Regions from separate parts of the Homo sapiens genome. Here region 1 is linked to region 2. The links are chromatin loops, found by intact Hi-C in ENCODE. Cell type or tissue: CD4-positive, alpha-beta T cell. All regions are shown on one strand. Links, peaks and the distances in the headings refer to the core of each region. The heading gives the core; the rest is flanking DNA. Region 1 overlaps PRR5L (proline rich 5 like). Region 2 overlaps PRR5L (proline rich 5 like).

Evidence for each region. Hi-C counts contacts between places; a loop is a spot of excess contacts. Peaks named below come from ENCODE experiments on the same cell type or tissue, not always from the same donor. Only the 100,000 strongest peaks of a DNase experiment are listed, where the experiment ranks them.
Region 1: a loop joins it to region 2, with 1.8 times the contacts of the local background. A loop is called at or near these places in 6 of 110 quality-filtered maps.

Annotation. Positions count from the first base shown.
Region 1 is chr11:36,452,396-36,455,310 of GRCh38, reverse strand. All of the region lies in intron 8 of PRR5L (proline rich 5 like), which reads right to left. Among named protein-coding and RNA genes, the nearest start is that of TRAF6, 56 kb to the left of the region's middle. RefSeq lists an enhancer at 1-60. In CD4-positive, alpha-beta T cell, for the core only: no CTCF peak of the experiment used is centred there; a DNase peak (open chromatin) is centred at 1,400.
Region 2 is chr11:36,351,747-36,354,661 of GRCh38, reverse strand. All of the region lies in intron 1 of PRR5L (proline rich 5 like), which reads right to left. Among named protein-coding and RNA genes, the nearest start is that of PRR5L, 57 kb to the right of the region's middle. In CD4-positive, alpha-beta T cell, for the core only: no CTCF peak of the experiment used is centred there; a DNase peak (open chromatin) is centred at 1,551.

The DNA.
Region 1 (2,915 bases), core at 240-2,739, 100 kb before region 2:
GTTCCCAGGCTTTTGATCTCCCAGGCTCCCTGGCCAGGCCCCACCGGAGCGACCGCCATAATAAGGCCATTGTGACCCCAGCACACCAAGCCCGTGGTGGGTGTCCCTCTCCAGGCTGGCACCTGAAAGCCGTGAATGCTGGCTTGTCACGCAGAGAAGCTACAGTATCCTGAAGGAGAAGGGCCCTCCCCCAGGCAGACACAATGGAGGGAGGCCTGTGGGAGGCCAGGGCCTTTGTGTGGGAGAAGTCGAGCGTGCTGCTGAGTGTGTGCTCGGGAGGGCCCTGCAAACATCAGGGAAACAGCCTGGAGACTTCGGGGACTTGAAAGATGGGGCAAAGGCCAGCCTCTGAGGAGTCGGCCTTTTAAAAAAAAGTTTCACTATCCTCTTCCTCCTCCCTCAGCAACTCCCACTGTTGCAGAAAAGTGGCTGCTTTGGAGAGAGCGGCACGTTCTCTCTCACTCTCATCGTGGGCCTCTGACCTATGCGTACCCAGGGGTGAGGCCTGGCTGGCAGGAAGGGACACCTCCGGAGAATCCTCGTGCAGTCAAACACAGGCGCGGGCGCGTGGGTGCAGTGCGGAGCCCCGGGAATAAACCGCTTCTCTGGCTCTGGTCACCTACCCTGCGGGTGACCTGGAGACTGAAAGCACAACAGTACCTTGGAGGATGGAATGAGTTACGCGCCAAAACCCTGGTCAGTAATCCAGCGTGAGTGGTGGCTTCTGAAGGGATGAGTGGCCCCCACACCCTCCGCTGCCTACGACCACGCCTACCTATCCTCCGGCCCAAGTGAGCCACGGCAAAGCCCTCCCATAGGTAAAGGGGTTTATCACCCCCAACCCAACTCCTTAGTTTTTACTTCAGCCAGCGATCTCAATGCTCTCCTCCCACAGGCAAAATAAACCTTTTACTAAGGGGTAGACGGAGGCCCTGAGAGACCTCTCTTTATCTGGAAAGCAGTGTCCTCAGTCAGGATGGGCACTGCTGTGACCATTTTAGCTTCTTAGTATCCAGAGACATGGGGTGAAATGTCTGGCTTAGGATCCCTCTTGGGCTAAGGAACACCTCCTGGGCTGTCCCCTAATAAAGTCACCTCCTCAAAGTTAGCAGCGGTCAGTGGGGGTGGGGGTGGCGGTAGAGCATGTGGGGCAGCTGATAAAGTATCCACAGCTTGAGGCATTGGAATCCTGGCTCCATGTTACCTTAATCCTCACTTGCTTCCCCTGTAAACCTGGGAACAGCAGTGTCTGCTCCATGGTCCAGCATCCAGCACCCCCAGCACCATACCCAGGACGAGGTCTGTGTCCAGTAGCTCCCCTTGCCATCAGCTTCCTTGCAACTCTGAAGCCCTTTCAGTTCCTCTAACGCTCCTTCCTCTTGCTCACCTCCTGTCCTCCAAACCCTCCCAAGCTCCTCCCCTTGGCCTGGGGATAGTCATCCCTCTCTGTTTACTCAGCTAACTTATATTCATCCTGCAGGTCCCATCACAGACATCATTACTTCCTCCAGGTAGTCTTCCCTGATTCCCTAGTCAAGATGAAATCCCTGTGCCCTGGGACCCGTGGCCCCTGTACTTTCCCCCTCAGAACATGTGTACACTGATGAGACACTGCCTTGTTTGTGACTTCTTCCCTGGGCTGTGTGCTCTGGAGGGCAGGGATGGGTTGGCTTCATTTACAGATATAGCTATAGCACCTCCCAGTGTGCCAGGACAGGGTCTTAGTACACATTTGCTGAAATGATAATTTAAAATTAACCAAAAGAGGGTCACATCCTTCCCTCCCCGCCCCTAGTGCGACAACTCTCTAGAGGCAGGGACTGTCCTAGGTACAAGAATAAAACCTTGAGTCTTTGCTTTATAATTTGGCAAAAGTGTGCATTATTCTTATTTTAGCTAGAAAGCTAAAGCTATCCCCTCTTAGAGTGAGTCCTCACTGAACAAACTTCCCAATTGACTCTTGTTCCTGGGATAGGACACCAAAATATGCCACCACAAAATATGCCTCTTGGGCATAAGGATTTATGAACTGAAGGCAGTTAAGAAGCAGATACAGGAAGCTCTCTGTCCTCCCTCTATTTGCTTAAAGGCAGGATATAGATGTATAAAGACAAACGGTATCCCATCCCACTTCTACCAGGGAGAGCAAAGGTTAACCACTGAAGACAATTTTAGACCCTTATCAGCCAGCAATGCCAACAGAGAAACCTACATGAACAAGCCTCACTAACCAGCCCTTATCTGCCATCTATTTCCCTTGCCACAAGCTGCCACCCCTGAAGACTCAAAGTTGTTTTTCTTTGCCTTATCACTTCTCTAGAAATTTATTTTTTGTTGTTGAAGATGCTATATAAGCTGGAATTCAAAGCCATGTATTTAAGAACTACTGACTCCCTGGGTGTGACCCATGTATGTATGAAACATACAGTTTTAATAAGCTGCTGTTTGTTTTTCTCCTGTTAATGTGTTACAGGGTTCTGTTCCAACTAAGAGCTTAGGAGAGTTGGAAGAAAAACTGTTTTTCTTCCTCTACACTGGCATTAGGCCCAAACAATGGTAGCGTTCCTGCCATGGCCCAGCTAACCTGCTGACGTCCTGACAGCTCCCTGGATGCCCCAGTCCCCCAAAATTCAGTGAGCTGAGCCAGCAGGAAGGTGGACTCCAGGGAGACCGCAGCAACATGGCACCCCAGCTCAGAGTGGGGCTGCAGAAGACTGTTTTCCTTCAGTGTCATTGAAACTCTGGCCCATTCCAGCTCCTGGGAGGAATGAGTGAGGAAGGGAGGGAGGAAGGAGAAGAACCAGCAGGCAGCAGGCTGGGGCCAGCACCCTCCGATCTGTGGTGGCTGTGGTTAAGCTGGTGTCTCCAGAAAAACATGAGCAGGGTGGTGAAAACTGCCAGCTGGCCCTGGCTCT
Region 2 (2,915 bases), core at 306-2,805:
AGGCACATGTAGCATTCTGCGTTTTCTCACTTTCTTTTCTTTTTTAAATAAATATAGAATGGTCCTATTGCAATACATTTTCTCACTTTCAATTTTAAAAAATGACCTCTACTTTCATTATGACTGCAACACATTCCTCTCACTGCTTCTGTGCATATAGGAAATAACAGGCTTAGTAAACTTTATGATACCTCAAAACCCACCGCAGATGCAACCAACAAATTATTGATAAGGGACAGCCAGATGGCTAAAGCTAAAATAACTGCCCCAAAGGCTTATTCCAATCTTTGGTGGCTGTTGACGTGCCTTTGCCTGGAGCACAACTTTGTTCCTAGCAATAAAATAGTATAAACTGAAAGATAACTAGAGCAGCTTCCATAGGTTTGTTCCATGTTTACCAGGTCCCAGTCTGTGCTCTCTCTGTGCTAAGAGCTTCACATGTATTATCTTATTTTTGTTTCGTCTTCAAAACAGTCAGGAAGTGACTACTGTTATGATTTCCATTCTACAGACAAGGAAACTGAGGTTAAAGAAGTAATTTGCCCAAGTAATAGTAAGCCAGAATTGAGACACAGGTGCTCCTGACAATGAAGTCTGTCTCAGCCGCCCAATGCCTAGGTTGACTTCTGTCACGGTGTACTCTCCTGGCTTTCTAGCCACTTCTGACTATTGATTCTTTGTCTCCTCTGGCTTCTCTCCTTTTTCCCTTTCTCCATGGACTCTTGAAGTCCTAGAAATGGTCTCTCATTTTCACAGCCACTGAGCTTGATTATAAACCCTCTGGAGCAGGGGTCCCCAACCCCCAGGCAGCGGATCAGTACCAGTCTGTGGCCTGTTAGGAATGGGGCCACAGAGCAGGAGGTGAGTGGTGGGCAAGCAAGCATTACTAGCTGAGCTCCACCTCCTGTCAGATCAGCTGCAGCATTAAATTCTTATAGGAGCGCTAACCCTATTGTGAACTGCACATGTGAGGGATATAGGTTGTGTGCTCCTTATGAGAATCTAATGCCTGATGTTCTGAGGTGGAACAGTTTCATCCCAAAACCATCTCTTCCTAACCCTCCGTGGAAAAATTGTTTCCACAAAACTAGTCCCTGGTGCCAAAAAAGTTGGGGACTGCTGCTCTAGAATCCAACCCGTTCATTCCTGTCTCCCTAAAGACTATGACAGCACCTGGCAATAGTACATACACAATATATTTTTGTTGAATGAGTGAATGAACAAATCACTTTTCTCAAGATTATTAGGAAAATAGTAATCATTTCATTCTAAATGAATGATAGGAGCTTTACCCTTTTCAATTTTCTGGTTTTCTTTGACTCATGTGATGCTGGAGCTCATCAATATAAGACATTGGTTCTCAAGCAGGGGCAATTTTGTCCCTCCACACCCACTCCTCTGGAGACACTTGGCAATGTGTGGAGATGTTTTTAAATGTCACCACTATAGATGTGCAGAGAAGGAGAAGATGCCAGTGGCATCTAGTGGCAAGGATGCTGCCGAACATATGACGTGCAAGACAGAGATGCTGCTAAACATCCTACAATGTGGGTGACAGTCACCCACAACAAAGAGCTATGTGAGTTTGAGGTTGCAGTGGGCTATGATTGTGCCACTGCACTCCAGTCTGGGAGACAGAGCAAGACTCTGTCTGTAAGAACAAACAAACAAAACCAAATATTTTTACACCATCCTTCTCAGTCAAGTGGGCCAAGGGCTTCCTGTCACTTCCACGACAAGGCAGAAATCTATGTGACCCACAGGACTGTGCCCAATATGGCTGTCCACCCCTCCAGTTCATCTCACACCATATTCCCTCTCTCTGTCCTCTCTGTCCAAAAGTCAATAGTGCTGAGGTTGAGAACACTGGTATCAGGGTTTGTTCTTCATAAAACTGGTATCCTGGTATCTGAGGAGGGCCAGGGATGTCTAAGCCCCACTGTTTAGCTGAGTGCCAAGTACTGTAACCTGGGATTAGCACTGCCCTCTGAGCTGAATAGAAGAAACAGGGGAAAATTGGGGATCCATACTGAGGATCCAGAGATCTAATTACTGGTCCTGAAGCCAGGTACCGACATGAGTTACTCCTGTAGGCAAGTTGTTTAACCTCCCTGGGCTCAACTTTTCATCTGTAAAGGGGAAAGGGGGAAGGAGTAAGGTGAGCCCTATCTAGATCTAAAACTCTCTAATTTCAAAGATAAATAGATGGGACTCAATTAACTAAAAAGCTTCTGCATAGCAAAAGAAACAATCAGCAGAGTAAACAGACAACCCACAGAGTGGGAGAAAATCTTCACAATCTAAACATCTGAAAAAGGGCTAATGTCCAGAATCTACAAGGAACTCAAACAAATTAGCAAGAAAAAACAAAAAACAAAAAACAAATAATCCCATCAAAAATGGGCTAAGAACATGGAGAGACAATTCTCAAAAGAAGATATACAAATGGCCAACAAACATATGAAAAAATGCTCAACATCACTAATGATCAGGGAAATGCAAATTGAAACCACAATACCATACCACCTTACCCCTGCAAGAATGGCCATAATCAAAAATATAAAAAAATAATAGATGTTGGCGGGGATGCAGTCAAAAGGGAACAATTTTTTTACACTGCTAGTGGGAATGTAAACTAGTACAACCACTATGGAAAAAGGTGTGGAGATTCCTTAAAGAACTAAAAGTAGAACTACCATTTGATCTAATAATCCTGCTAGTGGGTTTCTACCCAGAGGAAAATAAGTCATTATACAAAAAAGATATTTGCACACGCATGTTTATAGCCGCACAATTCGCAATTGCAAAAATGTGGAACTAGTCCAAATGCCCATCAATCAACAAGTAGATAAAGAAATTGTGGTATATATAAAAAAAATATATAAATATATATAAATATATAAATATATATAAAT